Linked DNA regions of Homo sapiens: region 1 is linked to region 2. A link is an interaction called in ENCODE POLR2A ChIA-PET data of the cell type or tissue named here. Cell type or tissue: CD4-positive, alpha-beta T cell. All regions are shown on one strand. Each heading gives the region's core, and the rest is flanking DNA. Links, peaks and the distances in the headings are about the cores only. Region 1 overlaps CAMTA2 (calmodulin binding transcription activator 2). Region 2 overlaps LOC105371501 (a long non-coding RNA gene).

Evidence for each region. ChIA-PET counts read pairs that join two places held together with the same protein. Peaks named below come from ENCODE experiments on the same cell type or tissue, not always from the same donor. Only the 100,000 strongest peaks of a DNase experiment are listed, where the experiment ranks them.
Region 1: POLR2A ChIA-PET joins it to region 2 with 7 read pairs; 19 of 35 experiments call an interaction of 5 or more read pairs at or near these places.

What each region holds. Positions count from the first base shown.
Region 1 is chr17:4,970,781-4,986,124 of GRCh38, forward strand. CAMTA2 (calmodulin binding transcription activator 2) reads right to left here. Exons shown (of 23, transcript NM_015099.4): 3 at 15,100-15,203; 4 at 12,196-12,263; 5 at 11,977-12,112; 6 at 11,309-11,380; 7 at 10,898-11,051; 8 at 10,445-10,579; 9 at 8,904-9,841; 10 at 7,724-7,850; 11 at 6,278-6,412; 12 at 3,605-3,720; 13 at 2,805-2,989; 14 at 2,395-2,473; 15 at 1,989-2,211; 16 at 1,452-1,756. It overlaps LOC124903901 (a long non-coding RNA gene), which reads left to right and starts at 2,934. Exons shown (of 2, transcript XR_007065588.1): 1 at 2,934-3,022; 2 at 3,580-3,901. In CD4-positive, alpha-beta T cell, for the core only: CTCF peaks have their summits at 9,967 and 10,170; a DNase peak (open chromatin) is centred at 9,991.
Region 2 is chr17:5,046,694-5,056,922 of GRCh38, forward strand. It overlaps LOC105371501 (a long non-coding RNA gene), which reads left to right. Exons shown (of 4, transcript XR_002958101.2): 4 at 6,426-6,689. Among named protein-coding and RNA genes, the nearest start is that of SLC52A1, 16 kb to the left of the region's middle. RefSeq lists an enhancer at 8,861-9,155. In CD4-positive, alpha-beta T cell, for the core only: no CTCF peak of the experiment used is centred there; a DNase peak (open chromatin) is centred at 2,698; H3K27ac peaks cover 1,309 bases.

The DNA.
Region 1 (15,344 bases), core at 7,194-12,193, 69 kb before region 2:
AAATGGAGGACTTGACACCCTTTCAGGCCAACCATCCACTGTCCTACCTGGGCCTGCCCCATGCCAGCTGACCAGCACATGCTCCCCATAGGCTTGGCTGTGCCCACCCCCAGCTCCCTTTCAACTCTCCAAGAACCATTCCAACACTTGCCAACTACTACCCGGATGAATGGCTCCAGTCTGGCCTTTGCTCCAGCCCTGAAGCCTATACTCCAGCACTTCCTGCTGGACACACTCAACACAACCTACTTGTGGAGTTCCCTAAGTTTTTTGTACTTAAAGTGCCACCCACTTACTCCATTAGTCTCTCTAAAGCAGGTATGTCCCCAGTCTCTATCAGAGAAGTACAAGGCTATACTTGAAGATTCACTTTCATTCCACAAGACTTTCTTAGCTTTATCATGTGCAAGCCTCCTTCCTGCATCAGATCACTGCCAAATACCCTCATCTTGCCAGCCTTACCTCTCCACACAACTCCCAGCTGCCCTCCGTCATCTTGGTTCTCCTAGAACCTTGTCCCTACATAGATCAACGGTTAACTCCTACAAACCAGCTCTAACTGAAGATATTCCCTAGAATTTTTGTTATAGAGACAGGGTCTCTTGTCCAGGCTGGAATGCAATGGCACAGTCAGCTCACTGCAACCTCATATTCCTGGGCTCAAGGGGTTCTCCTACCTCAGCCTCCCAAGTAGCTACAACTACAGGTGTGTGCCACCATGCCTATTTTTAAAAAATTATTTTGTGTAGAGATGGGGTCTTGTTATGTTGGCCAGACTGGTCTCAAGCCCCTGTTCTCAAGTGATCCTCCCACCTCGTTCTCTGAAAGTGATGGGATTACAGGGGTGAGCCACCGCACCCAGCCAGAATATTTTTTAATGCTTTTTATATTTTAAATCTTACTATTTTGTCTTTTTTTTTTTTTTTTTGAGACAGTCTCAGTCTGTCACCCAGGCTGGAGTGCAGTGGTGCAGTCTCGGCTCACTGCAGCCTGTGCCTCCTGGGTTCAAGTGATTCTTGTGTCTCAGCCTCTCAAACAGCTGGGATTACAGGCACATACCACAGTGCCCAGTTAATTTTTGTATTTCTTGTAGAGAGGGGGTTTCGCCATGTTGCCCAGGCTGGTCTCAAACTCCTGGCCTGAAGTGATCCACCCGCCCTGGCCACCCAAAGTGCTGGGATTACAGGCGTAAGCCACCAAGCCCGGCCAAATTTTTTTTTTCCAACATCTGTATTGTGGGACCAGCCAGAATTTTCAACCTCCGCTGCCTCATGACTTCCAAGTCACATGGTCTAAAAGGAGCTAAGCAAAAGGCTACCTTGCCTGTCCCAAAATGAAGTAAATAGGCCCTTCCTAAACTGAAGCCAGACTTTGATTCTGCTTCATGGAAGTCGGCCTCACCCTTCCTACTCCACTTCTAGCCCCCATAACTCCATCAATATAAGCAGTACCGGGATCACATCCACAGCCTGTGGGCTGTCAGCGTCCTCTGGAGCAGCCCCATCATCTGAAGCTGGTGGGAGGGCAGGAAGGGAGGAGAGGGGCCCCTTGGAGTTGGTAGCCTCATAGTCCATGAGGAGTAGGGGGGCTTCTGGGACACCAGAGGAAAGCTGGCCTGGGGCCATGTCCTCCATAGTCATCTCAGAGGCTGGCAGAGGTGCAGGGGGGGGACTGCCATCTGGGGCACTAGAATAGGCTGACGTGACGGAAAAGGTGCCATCCGACAGCTCCGAGGGCGAGGAGACGCTGCTCAGACCTGTGTGGGGAGGGAAGAGAGTGAGGGCAGCCGGAGCCACGGCCATCCCTCGCTCAAGTCTCCTGCCTTCCCCATCCTGTTCTCGGTCCCCGTCTGTTCTTGCTTCTGTTATCTCCCATCCCTGCCTCTGTGGTTTGTCTCCTCTCTTACTCGTTTCCCACACCCTTTGGCTTTGTCCTGGCCTATCCTCCTACCTACATCCCTCTCTCCAAAAGATTAGGGCCACCCTCACCAGTGTCTGGGCTGGAGGAGGGTGGCGATAGGGCAAATGGGGGCTCCACCGAAGGCTCCTGTCTCTGTAGTTCCTCAAGGCAGCGGGCAAGGCGCACATGACCCCGGGAATGAGCCACAGACAATGGCAGACGGCCCAGAGAGTCGGGAATGCTCAGTGCCTGTCGGTTCCAACGGAAAAGGAGCACAGCAGCTTCCAGGTGTCCCAGGGCACAAGCCCACATCTGAGGAAGGGGGCGGGACAGGCGGAGACGGAGGTGGAGGTGAGGCCAGGGGCTCTTCCTCCAGGTAGTCAGGTCTTCAGGCCCCAGCCCACCCCACTCCCTGCATTCCTCAGGATCTTCCTTTTCAAGGGCTGTTCCCATTGCTCCCTGCCCCATATGCGCTCAGGAATCCGTCATCCTCACCAGAGGGGTGCAAGAGAAATGATCCACGTTGAGCGGGTCAACCTCCTGCTCTAAGTCCAAGCTTCCAGTCTCCACACTCCTGGAGGGTTTGGGAGAGAGACAGCAGAGCCCAATGAGGGAAAAAGTGGGCAAAGCAGGAACATCAGAAGTAAAGGCACTAGGAGGCAAGCTGTACAGGGCCGGTGGGAAGAGGCAGTCAAGGACACTAGCTTAAGGAGGTCAAGAAGTCAAAGTGTTGTAAGTCAGGATATGAAAGTTCCCCAAAATATAAGTCCTCTCCCAACCCCCTCCCTTCCCACAATGACCCCAACTCCCTCTTGGTAGGGCCCCAGGTCCTCCAATTCCTCTTCAGTCCCCTGACACTTCTGTCCCAGAGGCTGCCCAGCCCTCACCCAGCTGCCCTTGCTCACCGCCACTGGCTCAGGGTCTCGATGAGGCGGGCATAGCCCTGGGCAGCAGCCAGGTGCAGAAGGCTCATGCCCCGGAAGGGGCTTCCATGGGCCAGACGTTCAGGACCCTTCCAGGTGGAGCGTGGGATCATGCTTTCTACCAAGACCACTACCCGTGCTTCGAACCCAGGCCCCTGGCCTTCATCCTGCGATATACACACTCTTAGGCAGAGACCCAGGTATCTACTCCCCTGGCTTGAGGTGGCCTTGGCCACCTCACATCTGTCCTCCCAGCTTCTAATTTTGCCCCCTCCCCACATGTCCCACTCTAGGATCCCATCAGTTGAAGTTCCTCTGTGGCCTGTGTCTCTTGCTCCCACAGCCACTTCCTCCAGCAGCCAGACCTCACACAATCTTGCCCATGTGCCTTCCCATCAGCTCAGATTAGTGCCATGTTCACACATGGCTTCTCCCCCTCAGAAGCCAGAGCCTTCTCTGAGCCTTAGCCCTCTTCTTTCAGAAACTTGGGACCCACAGAGATCTGAGCCCCAGTGCTCCTGACCCCTCCCCCGCCCTCTCCTTCACCTCCACCCTTCTTCAGACCAGAAATAGTCTGAAGCCCGTCATGCCAAGAGGGTGCCCAGAATAGCCACTCTTGCCACAAGGTGGGGATGGGAACAGGGTGACGTCAGGGAGAGGGAAGACAGGCTGAGGAGGCTGGGGACAGGAGAGGGAGGAGAGTCATGGGCACTAGATGTTTTCTTTAGCTGTGTCCTCCCCCTGCTCCCCACCGTAGACCACCTCCCTCCTCACAGAAGTACCTGAACTGGAGGAGCATCAGGACCCTGGCAAGGCACCTGCCCAGCTGCTGCGATCTCTGCCATCCGCTTCTCCATCTGCTCCAGTCGCTCTAGTATGGACATCCGGAACTGGTTGTCTGAGGGGGAACGGGTATGGGAGGCTGAGTGGGCAGTCTAGGTGATGCCCTGAACACCAAAAGTAGACCTGTCCCAAGATCTGGGGATGAGGACACAGAACCATATTCTTTTATCTTCCCCAAAACAACAGCTCCTTTACCCCTTCACCTAAATAAAGCCCACCAGGACTCAGTCCTTAAACTAGGGCTGTTAATACTACCCACTGATCTAGAACCCAGATCTGGAACCAAAACTGTTTCCTTCAAGGTACAGAGGTAGTAGGATTCCCAAATGGTCATCCAGCCTCCAGATGTCCCAAATCCCACCCGTACACACTCTTCCCCCCAGCCTTTTCCTAGGCAAAATGTTCTGTCAATTTTTGCAGCAGACACTACCTTTGTCCCCCATGGTGAAGGTGAAGGATTCCAGGGTCCCTCCCTTTTAATAACCACTGCCCCAAAAAGCTCAGGGACTGTGATTTGAAAAGTACCTCCCCTTCCTCCCAGCCCCCCGCAGCTGTCCACAAAGACGATGGTGGGGGACGGAAGGTGACAGAGATGGATAGCCATATAGCCATGTCCATTTCTCCTCCTCCTCCTCCCCGCCCCATATACAAATACGCACGTACACACATATCCCCCCAAGCTATATCTGTCCCCTCCTGAGATCAAACAAGGACAAGAAGGGGAGGCAGGAGGGGATCAGAGCTGTAGGAAAACAGACACAAACGGTGAAGGTTGGAGATGTTCTGAGATGCCAGGATAGAAGGGGATGAAGGTACACAGGTGATAGGAGGACAGAGAATGATGAACAGAAACCCAAGGAAAACAAAGGGAGGAGAGAGAGCAAAAAAGATAAAGTGAAGGAGAGGAGAGAAAGGACAAAGGAGGGCTGGGGGAAAAGTGCCAAACAAGCAGTAAGAAAGGACGATAAAAGACAGGCAAGTTAAGATATTGGTTCAAGAAGAAATGGAAAGAAGAGGGATGGAAGAGACTCATAGGAGAGACGGTAAAACGTAGATTAGACAGGGACAGAGAAATAAGGTGATGAACAGTCACAGGGCAGGACAGAGACAGAACAGGACTGAGAGGCCTGGCCAGATCCCAAGGTAGGCAGACTCAAGTCAGAGACAAGCAACCCAACACACTCGGGCTTTGTGTGGGGTCCAGCTCCAAGAGTGAGGCGAAACTAAGGACCAGAGCTCCGGAGAGAGAGAAGTAAGGACAGAGGGAGACTAAGATAACACAGATGGCAGCAGAACTGAGAGAAGCCAAGAGGCAACAACAAAGACACCAAGAGGAAGAGATAGAGAAAAGCTAACCTTGAGAAAGCAGAAAGCAGCAGGTGCAGACAGAAACAATGTTCAAGGCCACAAGAGAGAGAACCAGTAACAGGAACAAAAACTCCCAGATTTAAATAAATAAATACACACACACATAGATACACGTATGTATGTGCCTCTATGTTTGTGTTAGTACACCATGTTATTAGCAATGGATATCACTGAGAAGTAGTAGTATAGGAAATTTTTTTCTTTTTTTTTGAGACGGAGTCTCGCTCTGTCGCCCAGGCTGGAGTGCAGTGGCACAATCTTGGCTCATTGCAACTTCCGCCTCTCGGGTTCAAGCAATTCTCCTGTCTCAGCCTCCTGAGTAGCTGGGACTACAGGCACCCACCACCACGCCTGGCTAATTTTTGTATTTTTAGTGGAGACAGGGTTTCACCATATTTGCCAGGCTGGTCTCAAACTCCTGACCTCAGGTGATCCACCCGCCTTGGCCTCCCAAAGTGCTGGGATTAGAAGCACGAGCCACCGCGCCCAGCCAGAAATTTTTATTTTCTATTTTGTGCTTTTGTGTAATTTCCAAATTTCTGTTAATGAACACGTCTTTATATCAGAAAAGGAAAAACAATAGAAATTTAAATATATAAGTACAGCCGGGTGTGGTGGCTCACGCCTGTAATCCCAACACTTTGGTAGACCAAGGCGGGGTGGATTGCTTGAGGTCAGGAGTTTGAGACCAGCCTGGCCAACATGGCGAAACCTCATCTCTACTAAAATCACAAAAAATTAGCCAGGCTTGGTGGCAGGCACCTGTAATCCCAGCTACTTGGGAGGCTGAGGCAGGAGGATTGCTTGAACCCAGGAGGTGGAGGTTGCAGTGACCTGAGATCGCGCCACTGCAGTTCAGCCTGGGAGACAGAGCAAGACTCCGTCTCAAAAAAGAAGAGAAAAATAAATAATAAATAAGTACATAAACTTGTGCATAGCACCTATATATTGCTCTAGACCCTGTCCCTGCCCTGCCTCTTAGCCTTCCTTGTCTAGATTCCACCCTTTGGGATGGAGAAGGCAGGTCAAGAACTGGTATAAAAATGACCCCAAGATTTATGGGGAAGAGGAGGTAAGGGAAGTTTGCTGCCACATTTAGAAATCACTAATGAAATAGGAATTGAAAAAAAAAAATGGTAAAGTGGGGGCTCAGTGATGGCCACCTGAACCCTGAGTGGTCTAGGAGCATGTCATGCTTAAAGGCTGTGGGCTGGATACTTGGGTTCAGAGGGCTGGGTACTCACCGTCCAGTGACAGCCAGTCAAGTTGAGTACTAGGCAGAGACAGGAATCGGCGGGCTCGATACTCAAAGAGCACAGAAGCAGAAAGGGGCCCCTCCCGCCCTGCCACCTGCAAAGACACCAGCCCTACCTCATGGGCTGGAGAGGGTAGGATCAGCGAGAAGGGCTCTCTTTCCCTGGCTCCTTCTCTGGCTACCTGTGTCAGCCACAGACAATTATTCCATAGTTATTTCCCCTACTGCCCTGCTGTGGGCCAAGAGGCCCCTGGCTTCAGTGGCCTTGGCACTAACTGGGAAGGGAGTCCATTTGTTTGAGAACTTAATACGTACTATGGGCCAGAGATCCCTTGGATTCTAGACCCTGTAGTTGAAGATATTTGTTATTCAGCAAGAAGGTTTGGAAACTGAGGGTCAAGAGACTAGTTATGAACAATTTGATGTTGGAAAATCCTCTTGATCCCCGGATCAGAGTCTGGAAGTTATGACCCTGTTACTGAGATGGAGGAAAGGGGAGCTAGCCGCTCATGAACAGTGTCCAGTGGCCATAAGCATGGAACCAGCAGGCCCTGATCCTAAGACCAGGTGCTGAGACTTTTTCTCCCAGTCCCCAGATTCTCTGGTCTCATCCCCTTTCCTTACACACATGCTGGATGCTGCTGTAGAGACTGGGGGAGAACACACTCGTAGACAGCAAAGCTGCCAACCTGTCACTTTGGTGGTCCTTGAGGTCCCCTAGTAAGGCTGATTTTTGAGTGTAGGGTAAGGGCAAAGCTGGTGGCAAAAGGGCAGAGATGAACCTTGGCAATGAAGTCTAGACCAGTGCTGTCCAATAGAACATTTCTGCAGTGACAAGAATGTTCTATATCGTCACTATCCAATAGGGTAACACGAGCCATGTGTGGCTACTGAACACTTGAAACATGGTCAGTGAGACTGGGGAAGTGAATTTTAAGTATTCTTTAACTTTAATTAATAGGCACATGTGGCTAATGGCTACCATACTGGACAGCACAGTTCTAAAAGCCAATGTCCTTCAGTCCCAAGACTGGTTAGAGGAAACCCACATTTCTTCTTTCTCATTCCCCCTGGATTGGAGTTGGAGACTCTGGCTCTAAGCCAGAAAGCCTGGACAGACATTAGAAATCCCTTTGGTCAATGCCTAACCTTACAGGAGAGGAGGCCAAGGACCTCAGGAAGGATCAGACTCATCTGAGGTCACTGGTTAGCTAAGGAGTAGACTTCTTGGACCAGAACCTCGATCTTCTGACACCTAAGTCTGGGCTCTTCTGCCTGCTGGGAGAGCTTGGGGCTCAACCTCAGGACTGGATGAAGTCCTTGTGCTCTCAAAACAACCCATTTGTTCCCAGTGCTTTCTGGAAGCCTGGAGGTCCTGATCTGTCCTAACTGCCCACATGTCAGTCCCTCCCCCTACGGTTCCCAATCCTCATACCGGGACAGTAGCAGCGTAAGACACCAGGCTGGACAAGTGAGGCTGGCACTGCGATGTGATCAAAGACACAGGAGTAATGCTCGGCGGCTTCGGTCCAAGGACCTGTGATGAGCACCTTGACCCCACCCTGCAGACAGAAGTCAGAGACCATGTGACTGGAGTTGGGCGTTCATCCCCTCACTCATTCATTTATTCAGACCCTTACAGGGTATCTACTATATGGCAGGTCCTGTGCTAGAGTCTGGGGGTCCAGGGATAGACAGGACCCAGTGGGGTGAGGTCAGTGAGTCTATCTCTCCCCAACATTCCTGCCAAGTGGTTGCCTGGTCTCTACCTGAATCTGCCAGTAGCTGGGAATTCAGGGCCTCCCCCAAAGCTACCACAGAGCTGTCACCAGAAGGAAGTTCTGTTCTTGGGCTAATTCACCCCCACTGTACTTCCTCCTTTTCCTCTCAAAGGCAGCATAAAACAGAACTTCTCCACTGCTGAAGACAGTCTTTCAGCTACTCAAAGTCTGCAATCACATCCCTGATGTTTCTTTTCTTCTCCAGGCTGCACAGCCCCAATTCCCTACCCCTGAAAACAGTCAGGAAGGGAATGAGGTCCTAGGAGACTCCAGAAACCATGCTAACACATGGAAGGGAGAGGAACAGAAAAAAGGTTAAGTTGCTGAGGACTCTGGAAACAGGAAAGCAGCTTCACTCTACATAAAAAAAGAGATTGGCGGCTGGGCACGGTGGCTCACACCTGTAATCCCAGCACTTTGGGAGGCCGAGGCAGGCAATCACCTGAGGTCAGAAGTTTGAGACCATCCTGGCCAACATGGTGAAACCCCATCTCTACTAAAAATACAAAAATTAGCCGGGCGTGGTGGCGGTCACCTGTAATCCCAGCTACTCAGGAGGCTGAGGCAGGAGAATCGTTTGAACCCGGGAGGCGGAGGTTGCAGTGAGCCAAGATTGTGCCATTGCACTCCAGCCTGGGCAACAAGAGCGAAACTGTCTCAAAAAAAAAAAAAAAAAAAAAGAGAGAGATTAGGTAGAGGACTAAGAAGCCTAAGAAGCCATGAAAACTGAGGGAAACTAGGTCACAGACCACGGGGTAAGAGTTAATACAATTTGTTTTGGGGAGTCAGAAGACAAATAGGAGGGAGGAGGGAGGAGGTAAGCCTGAGTCTCACCTCTGGGTAGGACCACTCTGGGGAGAAGTCTGTGATGGTGCTAAGAGCAGGAGACAGCTGGGGGGTCGGAGCAGGGATGCTTGGAGCTTCGTCACTGATGAGTTCTCCCATAAGGTCTGGGAATGATGAAAGACTGAAGGGCTCCAGTTCACTGGCCCCAACAGGTCCTCCAAACAAGGCCTCTCCTCTTCCTACCCTGCTTGACGGCTCCAAGGGGGCAGGTGAGGGTGGGGGTGAGGGAGGGGGTGAAGGTATGGGTGGGGCAGCCCCGTGACCCTTGAGCTCCTCCCCACTGTCATCATCTTGGATGAAGAAGCAGTTTCCTCTTCTCCCACCTGCTACTGACTGTGGTGGGGGACCCCGAGCAGCTGCCTGGGGCTCCAGGGCAGCAGCAGGCTCTAGGGCAGAACAGGGGGTATGAGCGGCCTCTGCCTCGGGGAAGTCTGGGCTTACTCCCTGCCCCCCTCCATATGTCTGGCCCCTCTGGGGGCTGTTGAGAAAACGATCAGGGTCAAAGGCAGGACTGGGAGGAGCTGGTGGGGCAGAAGGCTCAGTGCCTACAACCACTGCCAAACTCATGGAAGGCCTAGGATCAGCCTGTGGAGCCAAGTGCCTGGTGGGCGTCAAGCCTCCAGCCCGCTGCTCCAGTCCTGTCAGGAGGAGGATAGCAGTGCCTCCTCTTGAAGAACCCCCTCGAGAAGTGGGAGGGCTAGGTCTGATTTCTAGGGGCTCTGCAAAACCTGATGAGGAGGAAGAAGAGGAAGAAGATGGGGAGGTGTGTGCCTTGGGGAGCTCTGGGGGAAGTGGGGCTATCAGTGGAGGAGGCTCTGGGGGGTGAGCGTGGGGGATAGAGGTCAGGGTTAAAGCTCGGGGCTCCACTTTGGGAGAGATGATGCGGTGTTTCGTGCTGCTGCATTTGTGGGTAAGGCTCCCAGAACCTGGAGTGGAGAGGAGTAGGAGGGAGAGGAGATAAGACACATCATTCCGCACCTTCTCTACCTTGAGGCCCTTAAAAGTATTTCCTGGGACGTCCCTATAAACCAGAGGTGTAATACTGATTGTAGCCACTGGGAGGCATCAGAAATGTCTGTTCTCTACCCCTACCCTTTATTCCCCCTCCCCCTCTCCATTTCCCCTCAAAACAAGCAGGACCAGAGGAACGCTCCAGAGAACTGAGGGCTTGGGAGAGTAGCTAAAAGCAAAAGTTAAAGGCATAGGAAAAGGACAAAAGAACAGAACCAAGGGGGTGCCAACTAGGAGGAAGGCTAAGGCTGGGTGTCACTGGTGGTGCTGAGGGGACAGGAATTGCTGAAGGTAGAAGACAGGAAGGGCAGAGGCTGCCATGACAGCTGAGTGCAAGGCTGATTCCGAGCCAGTGTGCACCCAGATGGGAACGTCTGTTCATCTGGCCCATCTTTCTGGGACATGCAAAAGACTTGCAAATCAGCATGCAAATCCCATCAAGATGGATATCCCCCTGGCTTGCGTAAGAGCAGTGTGGCTAGGTGGGAAGACAGCCAAAAGGTCAGGGAGTAACTTACCAAGCCCCCCACTGCAGAGACAGGCGTGGGTTCGGGGAGCAGGCTTGGTTGGGTGGGTGTCCAAAATCTGCTGCACCAGGTGTTCTACAGAGAACTCTTCTGTTCCATTCCCGCAGCTCCACTTGATGCCATGAACTAGAGAAGTTAGGGGGAAGTGCTGTGGGATCCCCACGAAACAGGCCCCAGAGTACCTTGATGGCTCCTCCAAGCACCTGACATGCTTCAAGACTTCTGGCCAGGTGAACAGAGGCCAGCAGCCTCAAGACTGCTCAGATATGTTGCTTTAGTCCTTTCTCCGTATTCTAATACCTGAGAACACACCGGGAATCCTAGCACCCTCCCAGCTTGGAGGGAGATGATCAGCCCTCAGGCTTTGGGTCCAGAACCATGGCCCCTCTGGGAGCCCTGTTTCTACTCTCCCCTTGGAGCTCTATCCCCACCCTGCTGCCTTACACATGGGCTTCAGCTGTCCCAACAACTCCTCCCGGGACCACTTCAGCCACTCTCGACGGTCGCTGCTGATGGAACAAAAGATGGGGCTGCAGCCCTTTCCACAGTCCTCCAGGGCTGGGACGTTCAGGTAGTGCACAAGGACGATGTCAGGGTTCTGAGAGTATAAGGGGACACACAGAGCCATGGGGTCCTGAGGTCCAGGGGCTTGGCTTCCTAATCCTCACTTTCTTCCTGGGCACCCTCCTAACCTCGCCCCCAATTTCTGACTCTCTCCATCCCCAAGCCCCTTTCTCTTCTTCCCAGGCTCCTTTCCTCACTCAGAACTCAGCCATCCTTTCACTTCCTTCTTTCAGACCCGTGTCCCTCAAAGAGTCAGGAAGAGGGTGGCTCCCTGGGCTCTTCCGTCCTTACCTGGAGCAGCCAGTAGCAGCGCCGATGGAATGTGGGGACGATGGAAGAGTGAACGTAGCAGCCATAGAGACACTGCCAGGAGACAGGCTGGGGTGGGGGGAGGGCTAGTCTGCTCCCCAACTCTTCCTCTGTTCAGTCCCTTTGCAGGAATCCCAATCTTTCCACCAGTTCCTCTTCAACCCTTCCCCCACCCTCGCCCCCACCTATTCCCCACCCCTTTTGAATCCCAGCCACCCTGAGTCATAGATGAGCAGTGGGGCTGGGGCCTTATAGTGAGGACCAGATTTGAGATACGGGACTATCTAGAAACCAGAGGGCAGAGCAAGAATGCATCTGAGATGAGGGGCAATGATTTGGGGAAGAGAAACCTGTGCTGAGAGCATCATTGCTGGGATCCCTGAGGGAAACACAAGAGCAGTGAGGGGCCTGGGCATCAGTGTTCTGGAAGGGAGGCATGGCCTACGGCCTGGATAGTTGAGTCACGGAGGGAAATGGGAAGTGGAGAGTGGCCAAAGCAATGTCAGCCGACCCAAAGTGAGTGAGAAGGGAAGAGTAACTGGGAGGGGACTGAGGTGGACAATGCCACCAAGCCCAGGTCGGGCTAGAGCCCAGCTAAGGGTGGAGGAGGGCAGGCTCGGGAAGATGAGCTGAATATCTGACTCTCTTACCTCCATGCCCTGGACCTTCAGCTTCATGTGGTCCTCTCGGGTGGTCTTCCCATCCTTCCGCTTCTTCCAGAGGTAACCATCCTTCCGATATTTCACCTTCTTGCGATTGTAGAGGATGATGGAGCCATTCTGAGGCCTGGGAAGGGAAGGGTTGCCCTGGAGTTCTGTGAACAGAACCCAGGACCCCTGCCACTCCCCCATGTTCTCAAACTTTCTCACCTTGTCTTTGGGGCACAAGACAGCCACTCATCATGCTTCTCAAAGGTGATCAGGTAGGATGCAATCTCCTGTAGGAGAGGAGGCACTCAGCTGGGCATCTCCTTCACAGAGAGTCTCAGCCTGGCCTCTTGGTCATCCTGTCAGTGTCTCACTCTCTGCTGAGTTCTGGCAGCTAGTGGAGGATGCTTCTAGGTATCTGGACCCAGCAAGACCCACTGCCCTCCTAAGAACCCTTCTTTTGTCCTAAGACAAAAGTCTAACATTTTTTTGTGAATTATTTTACTCTCCAAAAATCTCATTCCTGTGCCCCTTTTTTTTTCTTTTGAGATGGAGTTTCACTCTTGTTGCCCAGGCTGGAGTGCAATGGCGCGATCTCAGCTCACTGCAACCTCTGCCTCCCGGGTTCAAGCAATTCTCCTGCCTCAGCCTCCCGGGTAGCTGGGATTACAGGCATGCGCCACCATGCCCGGGTAATTTTGTATTTTTTTTAGTAGAGACAGGATTTCACCATGTTGGTAAGGCTGGTCTCGAACTCCTGACCTCAGGTGATCCACCCGCCTTGGCCTCCCAAAGTGCTGGGATTACAGGCGTGAGCCACCGTGCCCAGACTTTTTTTTTTTTCTTTTGAGGCAGAATCTTACTCTGTCACCCAGGCTGGAGTGCAATGGCATGATCTCAGCTCACTGCAACCTCCGCCCCCCAGGATCAAGCAATTCTCTTACCTCAGCCTCCAGAGTAGCTGCGATTACAGGCACTTGCCACCGTGCCCAGCTAATTTTTGTATTTTTAGTAGAAACGGGGTTTCACCATGTTGGCCATGCTGGTCTTGAACTCCTGACCTCTGGTGATCCGCCTACCTCAGCCTCTCAAAGTGCTGGGATTACAGGCATGAGCCACCACTCCTGGCCTCTGTGCCCCTTCCTGACTCAAAAAATTTCAGTGGTTTGACACTGCCAGGAATTTCAGATTATTTATTTATTTATTTATTTTTTTGAGACAGAGTCTCGCTCTGTCACCCAGGCTGGAGTGCAGTGGCGCCATCTCGGCTCACTGCAAGCTCTTCCTCCTGGGTTCATGCCATTCTCCTGCCTCAGCCTCCTGAGTAGCTGGGACTACAGGCGCCCACGACCACGCCCGGCTAATTTTTTGTATTTTTAGTAGAGACGGGGTTTCACTGTGTTAGCTAGGATGGTCTTGATCTCCCGACCTCGTGATCCACCCGCCTCAGCCTCCCAAAGTGCTGGGATTACAGGCGTGAGCCACTGTGCCTGGCAGGAGTTTCAGATTCTTTAGCCTGACTCCAAGGTTCTTCCCAACAAGGGATCAAACTTTCACTGTTCCCACTATTTACCCATATTGCTCCTACAATTCCTGCCAGATGGATCCATTGATTCCTTCCTGAACATGCTTTGAATAGTTACCTCCTGCATGTTAGTGCCCTACAAGGCAGGTACCATGTGCACACCTCTCCATATCTGGAAATCATAGCCATTCTATAAACCAAACCCCTTTTCAGATGCTCCATGAAGCCCTGCTGACCACACTGGACCTTCCTAAACGCTCTATAGCACTTACAACAATCACACATACACACATACACGCATCGTTTTACTGACAGTCCTCTTCTGACATCAAATTGATAAATATCAACAACCAACTACATACAAGGCAGTAAGTATGCAGAATACAGAAAATGTGTAACACAAGGACTGTGCCTCCTCCAGAAAGAGCCAGTATCAGTGGTGGTTAATAACAAAGGTTCCAGCCGGGCGTGGTGGCTCATGCCTGTAATCCTAGCACTGTAGGAGGCCGAGATGGGCGGATCACTAGGTCTAGAGTTCGAGACCAGCCTGGCCAACATAGTGAAACCCCATCTCTACTAAAAATACAAAAATTAGCCAGGTGTGGTGGCGTGCCTGTAGTCCCAGCTACTCCGGAGGCTGAGGCAGGAGAATGGCGTAAACCTGGGAGGCAGAGCTTGCAGTGAGCCGAGATCGCGCCACTGCACTCCAGCCTGGGCGACAGAGCGAGACTCCATCTCAAAAAAAAAACAAACAAAAATTAGCCGGGCGTGGAGGCACATGCCTGTAATCCCAGCTACTTGGGAGGCTGAGGCAGGGGAATCACTTGAATCCAGGAGGCGGGGGTTGCAGTGAGCCAAGATCGCGCCATTGTACTCCAGCCTGGGCAACAAGAGCGAGACTCCGTCTCAAAAAAAAAGGCCCTGGAGTAAGTTAGATAAACTATGAGGTAAATCAGTTTCCTCATCAATAACATAGGAGCAATAACAGGGCTTGCTCTATAGAACCGTTAGAGGATTAAATGAGACAAGGCAGGCCAAATGTTTAGCACGGTGCCCAGTATGTAAGGAATACTTTACTGGCAGTAGCTTTTGTTTTTACCCAGGTGGCTATGCCACAGAAAAGAGGGCTCCTTCAAGATCCATGTCTTTTTGTTTTTGTTTTTGAGACGGAGTCTCACTCTGTCACCCAGGCTGGAGTGCAGTGGCGTGATCTCAGCTCACTGCAGCCTCCGCCTCCCTGGCTCAAGTAATTCTCCCGCCTCAGCCTCTCGAGTAGCTGGGATTACAGGCGTACATCACCACGCCTGGCTGCTTTTTGTATTTTTAGTAGAGACGGGGTTCCACCATGTTTGCCAGGCTGGTCTTGAACTCCTGACCTCAGATGATCCACCCGCCTCAGCCTCCCAAAGTGCTGGGATTACAGGCATGAGCCACCATGCCCGGCCAAGATCCATGTTTTTATACCTCTCCTAGGATCCCCAAAGAGCTTAGAATGGTGCTCTGCACTTAGGAGTGTTGACAGACACGGAAAGACCCCCCACTCACCCTCCTCCAGCCTACTAGGTCTTGCTGGGCCCCAACCCCCAGCCTCCCTAGAAAACCTCATTTGTATTCCACCGTAGCCTCTCTGGAGGCAGCAGCGGGCAGCGAGGAAGACACTCCAGCAGCTTCTTGGGGAGAAAGATCTTCAGGTGGTGGCTGTTTTCTAAAGGGAATTAGAAGGGAGGGTTTAGTGTGCTACCCTGGGGCATCCCTGTGATAGTCCAAGGGGAAAGGGCTGAAGGCAATACAGAGCACTGGGGAAAACTGAAACCTCACTAAGGAGAACAGAAAATCCAAGAATTAG
Region 2 (10,229 bases), core at 1-5,000:
GGGCTTCTTCCTCGACCTCCAAATCTGCTCTGACCGATCTACTGATAAGTGGTGAAACCCTCCCAGGGAGCTTTTCTTGTCCTAGATATTTGTGTGGATTACTTGGTTTGGGTCTGCAGTTTAGAGTGTAGATTGGCCAGGCGCGGTGGCTCACACCTGTAATGCCAGCACTTTGGGAGGCCGAGGCGGGTGGATCACGAGGTCAGGAGATCGAGACCATCCTGGCTGACACGGTGAAACCCTGTCTCTACTAAAAATACAAAAAAAACTAGCCGGGCCTGGTGGCGGGCGCCTGTAGTCCCAGCTAATCGGGAGGCTGAGGCGGGAGAATGGTGTGAACCTGGGAGGCGGAGGTTGCAGTGAGCAGAGATTGCGCCACTGCACTCCAGCCTGGGCAACAGAGCAAGACTCTGTCTAAAATAAATAAATAAAATAAAATAAAATAAAATAAAGTAGAGTGTAGATTTACTTTTGAGACAGGGTCTCGCTCTGTCACCCAGGTTGGAGTGCAGTGGCACAACCACGGCTCACTACAGCCTCGACCTCCTGGGCTCAAGTGATCCTCCTGCCTCAGCCTTCCAAGTAGCTGGGACCACAGGCATGTGTCACCACTCCTGGCTAATTTTTAAAGTATTTGTAGAGACAAGGTCTCTCTATGTTGCCCAGGCTTGTTTCGAACTCCTGGGCTCAAGCAATCCTGTCTTGGCCTCCCAAAGTGCTAGGATTACAGCCATGAGCCATGGCACCCAGCCTAGATTTACTTATTAATTGATGTGGGGTGTGTGTGTGTGTGTGTGTGTGTGTGTGTGTTTTACAAGAAGGAATGCCTTTAGATAGCTTCCTGATTTTCAGAGAACCCTCAGATGTTTTCATATTGGTAGAGTTAATTAGAGCTAGAATAGTAATGCCACTGGGGTTAATAACTATTCGGTCCAGGAGTGAAGTCAGCATCTTAGGATCAATGTGGTTTACGACTTCCTGGAACAAAGACAGTTTTCCACAACAAACCCTCAAACAGATGTAGGTTCTAGTAATAAACATGATCAGACTCAAGGTTTCAAGGTTGCAAAGTGACAATTCTCACAGTTATGAAAATGACCTTTCTAGGAGGAAGGAAAAGCTCCTTGCCCCTTATAGAAAATCAAAACAAACTGAAACCCAGTTTTAGCGGGCCAAGATACAGAATAAGTCAAGATTTAACTTAAATTTTATGGCCACTGGTATGTAAAAATTTCCCCACCTTATTTCTTGTCCTTCTGAAAAACAAAGGCTAATGACTAACCCAGGGCCTTGCATTCTCTAACCATTTCTTTTCTTCTTCTTCTTTTTTTTTTTTTCTGAGATGTTGTCTTACTCTTGTTCCCCAGGCTGGAGTGCAATGGCGCGATCTCTGCTCACTGCAACCTCGGCCTCCTGGGTTCAAGCAATTCTCCTGCCTCAGCCTCCCAAGTAACTGGGATTACAGGCGCACACCACCACACCTGCTAATGTTTGTATTTTTAGTAGAGACGGGGTTTTACCATGTTGGCCAGGATGGTCTTGAACTCCTGACCTCAGGTGATCCACCTGCCTCCGCCTCCCAAAGTGCTCGGATTACAGGCGTGAGCCACCATGCCCGGCCACATTTTCTAACCATTTCAATCTGCATCCAAATTCTTTGGTTTAAAGGGTTTTTTTTTGTTTTGTTTTTTGTTTTGTTTTGTTTTTAAATGGAGTCTTGCTCTTGTCATCCAGGCTGGAGTGCAATGGTGCGATTTCGGCTCACTGCAACCTCCGCCTCCTGGGGTCAAGCGATTCTCCTGCTTCAGCCTCCCGAGTAGCTGGGATTACAGGCGCCCACCACCATGCCCAGCTAATTTTTGTATTTTTAGTAGAGACGGGGTTTCACCATGTTGGTCAGGCTGGTCTTGAACTCCTGACCTCAGGTGATCCACCTGCCTCGGCCTCCCAAAGTGCTGGGATTACAGGCGTGAGCCACCGTGCCTGGCTGGTTTAAATGTTTTTAATTCCACAGGGTGAGGTGGATTTTCTTAGGATGAAAGAGACTGAGGTGCTGAAGTGGGAGGTGGAGAAATAACACAAATAGTGGAGTGAAAGCTGGGCTACAACCCAGTGGAGGGAAAACAAACATGTTCCACATGGATTTCCACCAGGCATGGTGGCTCATGCTGTAATCCAAGAACTTTGGGAGGCCGGGGAGGGAGGATTGCTTTGAGCCCAGGAGTTCGAGGCCAGCCTGGGCAACATGGCAAAACCCCATCTCTACAGAAAAAAAATGCCAGGAGCGGTGGCTCACACCTGTAATCCCAGCACTTTGGGAGGCCGACGTGGGCAGATCACGAGGTCAGGAGACCAAGACCATCCTGACCAACATGGTGAAACCCTGTCTCTACTAAAAATACAAAAATTAGTTGGGTGTGGTGGTGGGCGCCTGTAATCCCAGCTACTCGGGATGCTGAGCCAGGAGAATGGCTTGAACCCAGGAGGCGGAGGTTACAGTGAGCTAAGATCATGCCACTGCACTCCAGACTGGTGACAGAGGAAGACTCTGTCTCAAAAAAAAAAAAAAAAAAAATTAGCCAGGTGTGGTGGTGTGTACCTATAGTCCCAGCTACTCAGGAGGCTGAAGCAGGAGAATCGCTTGAGCCCAGAGGTGGAGGTTGCGGTGAGCTGAGTTCACACCACAGCACCCCAGCCTGGAGCCTAGGAGTTTGAGGCCTCAGTGAGCCCAGATCGCACCACTGCACTCCAGTCTGAGCAACATCCTGTCAAAAAAAAAAAAAAGAAAAGAAAAAAGAAGTAAACATGTTTCTTTGATTTCAATTGTCTATTAACCACAATGAAAGCCTGAAGCTCAAAGCAGCTATTCTTTTGCCTGTTTTTGCTCCCCTACACCACTAATAATTTCTGTTATAGAAACTTTGACTATTTTAAGGCTCCCGGTTATAGCTGTGCTTCTTTTCACAGAGCCTACATCTGGCACCAGACAGAGGCCTGCAGGGAAAGTGAGCCTTCTCAAGCCCTGCATTCTTTCAAAGAGGGGACAAACTACAGACACTCATTTTGGGTGTCTTCCCAGGCACGGGTGCTGAAATTATCCTCTGTTCTGGTGTGGGGCAAGGGTGGGATTGGAGGAAGCTGCCTGGGCAAGCGAGGTCCTCCTCACGCTGTTGCTTGTCACCTTTCAAGGGCATTTATTTTGCTTCTGGTCTGATAAACAAATAATAAGATTTTCCGTGGAGGACTGGACAATCAGAGGAACTTCAAGAGGAGGGGCATATTCCTGCCTTTGGGACACGAGGAAGGAAAGGAGAAAGGAAAAGATAGACTTAGAAAGCTTCACTGCAGGCCAGATGCGGTGGCTCAAACCTGTAATTCCAGCACTTTGGGAGGCCGAGGCAGGTGGATCACCTGAAGTCAGGAGTTCGAGACCAGTGAAAACCCGTCTCTACTAAAAATACAAAAATTAGCCGGGTGTGGTGGCAGGCATCTGTAATCCCAGCTATTCAGGAGGCTGAGGCATGGAATCACTTGAACCTGGGAGGCGGAGGTTGCACTGAGCCGAGATCTTGCCATTGCACTCCAGCCTGGGCGACAAGAGCAAAACATCGTCTCAAAAAAAAACAAAAAAACAAAAACAAAAACAAAAAAAACCACAGCTTCGCTGTGCATCCTTGAGCTGCTTTTCTATTTCAGTTGAATGCATATTGCAGTTTATCATGATCACATGCAAGCGCTGCCCTACAGCTGGGCGGTGAGTTCAGAGCGATTACCATGGAGACTGAGAGAAGATTGCGTATCATCCCCCCAAACAGCATTCCAGCGTGGGAACGCCAAATCCAGATGTGAAGAACACAAACAAACAGTATGCAAAAGTTCAGAAGTTAGACTGTTTTTGAGATTGTGCCATTGGACTACTGAAAAGAGACATAAAGATGCAATTCCAACATATTGTATGATCCTGTTTATATGAAATATATAGAATAGACAAACCTCTAGAAATAGTCTCACCTGTCCAGGCTCAGCTCAGAGTGCCACTCCAGTAAGCACAGACAAGTTAATAAGTCAAAAGATACAGGTTAATCCCAGGCATAGTAGTTCGTGCCTGTAATCCCAGCACTTTGGGACGCTAAGGGGGCGTGGATCACCTGAGGTCAGGAGTTCGAGACCAGCCTGACCAACATGGCGAAACCCTGTCTCTACTAAAAATACAAAATTAGCCGGGCATGGTGGCACATGCCTGTAATCCCAGCTACTCGGGAGGCTGAGGCAGGAGAATTGCTTGAACCCGGGAGGCGGAGATTGTGGTGAGCCGAGATCATGTCATTGCATTCCAGACTGGACGACAAGAGGAAAACTCCGTATCAAAAAAAAAAAAAAGGAAAGAAAGAAAATAAAAGATACAGGTTAGAGACATATCCTATCACTGTGACATTGATAAAGATCATATTGTAAAATGGTGAGGGGGGTGGTATGAAATATTTCATGGGAAATACACATGGCCAATAGACATGTGGAAAAGATGCTCTCCCTGACTGTATATATCAAAGAAAGGCAAATTAAGACATCAGTAGGATACCATTTCTCACTTGAAAAGAAAAGAATATTTTAAAGGCCAGGTGCAATGGCCCATGCCTGTAGTCCCAGCACTCTGGGAGGCTGAGATGGGCGGATCGCAGGAGCCCAGGAGTTCGAGACCAGCCCAAGCAACATGGCGAAACCCCATCTCTACAAAAAATAAAATTTAGTTGGGCATGCTGATGTGCACCTATAGTCCCAGCTACTCAGGAGGCTGAGGTGGGAGGATCCCTTGAGCCCAGGAGGTTGAGGCTTCAGTGAACTGGGGTCACACCACCGTGCTCCAGCCTGGGTGAAAGAGCGAGACCCTGTCTGAAAAAAGAAAAATAATACTTTTCAGATAATTTGATTGGTTGGAATTCAGTGAAAGAATCTCAAACCCTGCTGCTATAAATTGGTAGATGAAGGAGGAATTCAGTTACCAGAAGAGGAACAGAGGCACTGGGTAGGTAAAAGCAACAAGGGCTCATTACAAAGCTTTTCTTATTTTGGTCTTTTTTTTTTTTTTTTTCCTGGATAAGTCTCTTGAAATAGAATTATTGGGTGAAACTGTATGACATAGCTGAGGCTCTTGTAACAGACTGCCAAGTTTCTTTCACAAATGGTGATTCTAATATTCCTTTGCATTAGCAGTACAGGGGTGTGCCCCATGCCACCACTCAAAAACAAGCTTTGAAAATGAAAGATAGGCCAGGCACCGTGGCTCAGGCCTGTAATCCCAGCACTTTGGGAGGCCGAGGCGGGTCGCTTACCTGAGGTCAGGACTTCGGGACCATCCTGGCCAACATGGTGAAACCCTGTCTCTACTAAAAATACAAAAATTAGCCGGGCGTGGTGGTGGGCGCCTGTAACCCCAGCTACTCGGGAGGCTGAGGCAGGAGAATCGCTTGAATCAGGGAGGCAGAAGCTGCAGTGAGCTGAGATCACGCCACTGCACTCTGGCCTGGGCAACAAGAGCGAGACTCCGTCTCAAAAAAAAAAAAAAAAAAAAAGAAAAAAAGAAAAGAAAATGAAAGACAAAATAACACCTATAAGCCAAGTGAATAAAGGGCAACAGGACTACAGATTTTTTTTTTTTTTTTTTTTTTTTTTGAGACTGAGTCTCGCTCTTGTTGCCCAGGTTGGAGTACGGTGGCGTGATCATTAGTCAACACAGCCTCGACCTCCCAGGCTCAGGCAATCCTCCCACCTCAGCCTCCCAAGTAGCTGGGACTACAGGCGTTGCATTACCATATCTAGCTATTTTTTTGTTTAGAAGGATCTCACTCTGTTGCCCAGGCTGGAATCCAATGGTACGATCTCAACTCACTGCAACCTCTTCCTCCCAGGTTCAAGGGATTCTCCTGCCTCAGCCTCCCGAGTAGCTGGGACTATAGGCATGTGCCACCATGCCTGGCTAGTTTTTGTATTTTTAGTAGAGATGGGGTTTCACCATGTTGGCCAGGCTGATCTCAAACTTCTGACCTCAGGTGATCCGCCCACCTCAGCCTCCCAAAGTGCTGGGATTACAGGTGTGAGCCACTGCACCCAGCCAACCAGCTAATTTTTGTAGAGACAGGGTTTTGCCATGTTGCACAGACTGATCTGGAACTCCTGGCTCAAGTGATCCTCCTGCCATGACCTCCCAAAGTGCTGGTCAGATCTCAGCTTGGACACTACACCAAGCCACGAGGAGGTCTCCGGATTTTTGTGCCTCATTTTGGGCAACTGCTAAATGAGGGGCTTGGACTGGCTGATTTTTAAGTTTCTTGTGGCATTAATATTTTATAACTCTATAATAACAGCTTCTCTACAGCTTTGAAAGGTTTGGAACAGAGGAAGAATACCTGACATTTATTTGTTGCCAGGAGCTAGGACAAACTGATACTCAGCGGAAGGAGTCCTGAGAATAAAGAAGTGCAGAAAATGGCTGGTGTCAGTCCACAGATGACCAGACTCGTTCACTGGGACATGTAAGACATCCTTTAGGGGTTTGCACAAATAGCTGGTGAGTACTTTGTCTGGATTTGTGGGTCTACACTGATGAGTGGGGCCAAGAGCCAGAGACACAGAAGCTATGTTTTTGTTTGTTTGTTTGTTTGTTTTTTGAGATGGAGTTTCACTCTTGTTGCCCAGGCTGGAGTGCAATGGCGTGATCTCGGCTCACCACAACCTCTGCCTCCTAGGTTCAAGTGATTCTCCTGCCTCAGCCTCCCGAGTAGCTGGGATTACAGGCGCCTGCCACCATGCCCGGCTAATTTTGTATTTTTAGTAGAGACGAGGTTTCTCCATTTTTGGTCAGGCTGGTCTGGAACTCCCAACCTCAGGTGATCTGCCTGCCTTGGCCTCCCAAAGTGCTGGGATTACAGGCGTGAGCCACCACGCCCAGCAGAAGTTATGTTAATATGCCTGAAACCTAATATGCCCTGCCCAACCCAACTTTCTCACCTGCCAGTAGTACCCTGACTTTCCAGTCATCCCGGCTCAAACCGTGTCCTTTTTGACTCCTTGCTTCTTTTATTTGATTATAGTTACAGCCAGCAAGTCCTAACAGCTTGTTCATTCAACAGATATTCTGGAGCTCCCATTTGCTCAGCCCACACTGATTTCTTTCCTCTTACAGCATTTGCATTTGGTACACTCGGCTTGGCACCTGAGAATACTTTTCTTTTCTTTTTTTTTTTTTTGTTTGAGACAGTCTCCCTCTTGCCCAGGCTGGAGTGCAGTGGCACGATCTTGGCTTACTGCAACCTCCGCCTCCTGTTCAAGCAATTCTCATGCCTCAGCCTCCCAAGTAGCTGGGATTATAGGCATGCACCACCACACCTGGCTAATTTTTTTTTTTTTTTTTTTTTTTTTTTTTTAGTAGAGACGGGGCTTCACCATGTTGCTCAGGCTGGTCTCGAACTCCTGACCTCAGGTGATCCATCTGCCTTGGCCTCCCAAAGTTCTGGGATTACAGGTATGAGCTGCTGCACCCGGCCAGATTTCACTTTTCATTTGAGGTGGGTGCCCCTAAGTGTACTGACTTCACCTCATCTGTAACTCCTCTTAGGCAAGGGTAACATCTCACACCTCTTTGTATCTTTCCCAGGACCTACTTCACAGTCCTGTGTTCCACTGTAGGCCCTCATTCTCTATATTTGTATGTACCTAGATAGTGTGGGTCTAGGCTCTGGGGACAGAGCAGTGAAAAAAAAAACCTAACAATAATCCCTGCCCTCGTGAATTATACAATCAGAGGAGAAAACAAAACAATAATTTAAAAAGTAAATAAAATATGTAGTACGGGCCGGGCGTGGTGGCTTATGTCTTAATCCCAGCACTTTGGGAGGCTGAGGCAGGTGGATCACCTGAGGTCAGGAGTTCGAAACCAGCGTGGCCAACATGGCAAAACTCTGTCTCTACTAAAAATACAAAAATTAGCTGGATGTGGTGGCACATACCTGTATTCCCAGCTACTTGAGAGGCTGAGGCAGAAGAATCGCTTGAATCCAGGAGGTGGAGGATGCAGGAGCAGCCACTCCCGTGCGGGTGACAGAGCGAGACTCCGTCTCAAACAAAAACAACAAAAACAAAAACAAAACAAAACAAAGACAACTGTTTAGAAAATATAAAGTGAGAAAGGGGGCTATAAAGTGTGTGACTGGAGGGAGGTAGGACACTGAACTATTAGATAGGATGGCAGACTTTTGGGTAGAGTATAAAAGAGGTGAAAGAGACATAAGGGCTCTGGAGGAAGAGCATTCTAGGAAGAGAGAATAGGATATGCAAAGGCCCTGAGGAAGGAATACGTCTCATACCATCCCCAGACAGCAAGAACATGGAGGCTGTTTGTTGCATTTCCCGTCCTGCATTACAATAAAAAAAAAAAAAAAAAAAAAAAAAAAAGGCAGGCCTCTAGCAGCTCGAAATAGCCATAACTCATCATCATCACTCATGATAAGAACTCAGCATTTGGCTGGGTGTGGTGGCTCACGCCTGTAATCCCAGCACTTTGGGAGGCCGAGGCGGGCAGATCACCTGAGGTCGGGAGTTCGAGAACAGCTTGACCAACATGAAGAAACCCCGTCTCTACTAAAAATACAAAATTAGCCGGGCATGGTGGTGCATGCCTGTAATCCCAGCTACTCAGGAGGCTGAGGCAGGAGAATTGCTAGAACCCCCGGGAAGTGGAGGTTGCGGTGAGCCAAGATCGCGCCACTGCACTCCAGCCTGGGCAACAAGAGCGAAACTCCACCTCAAAAAAAAAAACAAAAAACCATAGATTTTTAAGGCCTCGGCACTGCCATACTATGACATGGGCCTACCCTGGGTGGTCATTGTCCCATCTTGCACAGCCCCCAACCTCTTCTCTGGAGGACAACGACAGCACAAGAAAGCGCTCTGAAGATGAGCCGCATCACCACTCTTCCAGCTCACCATCGATTTGGAAGCCTAGAGAGGATCGGCCTTTCTAGGACAATAGACGGTTCCTTCTCCTCACCTAGAGTGGCCCTAAGAGGACGAGGGCGCCTCCCTGGTCCTCCAGGGGAGTGTGCATCCCCAGGTGCACAGGGAAACGAGCTCTCATCCTACCACCCTTGGGCTTTTACAGATGCTTTTCTCCCCTTCACTTTCTTTTTCATTTCTTTTCTTTTCCTTTTTTTTTTTTTTTTTTTTTTTTTAATTTTTGAGACAGAGTTTCGCTTTTGTCACCCAGGCTGGAATGCAATGGCACGATCCCGGCTCACTGCAACCTCTGCTTCCGGGTTCAAGTGATTCTCCTGCCTCAGCCTCCTGAGTAGCTGGGACTACAGGCACCCGCCACCATGCCTGGCTAATTTTTTTGCATTTTTAGTATAGACGGGGTTTCACCGTGTTAGCCGGGATGGTCTTGATCTCCTGACCTCGTGATCCGCCTGCCTCGGCCTCCCAAAGTGCTGGGATTATAGGTGTGAGCCACCGCACTTGGCCTCTTTCTTTCTTTTTTTGGAGTTTTGCTCTTGTTGACCAGGCTGGAGTGCAATGGTGTGATCTTGGCTCACCACAACCTCTGCCTCCCGGGTTCAAGTGATTCTCCTGCCTCAGCCTCCCGAGTAGCTGGGATTACAGGCATGCACCACCACGCCCGGCTAATTTTGTATTTTTAGTAGAGATGGGATTTCTCCATGTTGGTCAGGCTGATCTTTAACTCCTGACCTCAGGTGATCTGTCCCCCTCGGCATCCAAAAGTGCTGGGATTACAGGCGTGAGCCACTGCGCCCAGCCTGGTCTGTGTTTCTTTTACTGCTGTCAGTTTCTTGTTCAGGTTCACAAATTTGTTATATATACATAACAAATATAATATTTAATATATATATACTTTTTTTTTTAGCCTCACTCTGTCTCCGAGGCTGGAGTGCAGTGGCATGATCTCGGGTCACTGCAACCTCTGCCTCCCGAGTTCAAGCAATTCTCGTGCCTCAGCCTTCTGAGTAGCTGGGATTACAGGTGGGTACCACCATGCCCGGCTAATTTTTGTATTTTTAGTAGAGATGGAGTTTTGCCATGTTACCCACGCTGGTCTCAAACTCCTGAGCTCAAGTGATCCACCTGCCTTGGCTTCCCAAAGTGTTGGGGTTACAGGCGTGAGCCGCGGCTCCCAGCCTACGGATATATATACTCTTAACTACAGTCTGTACCAGCCTGGG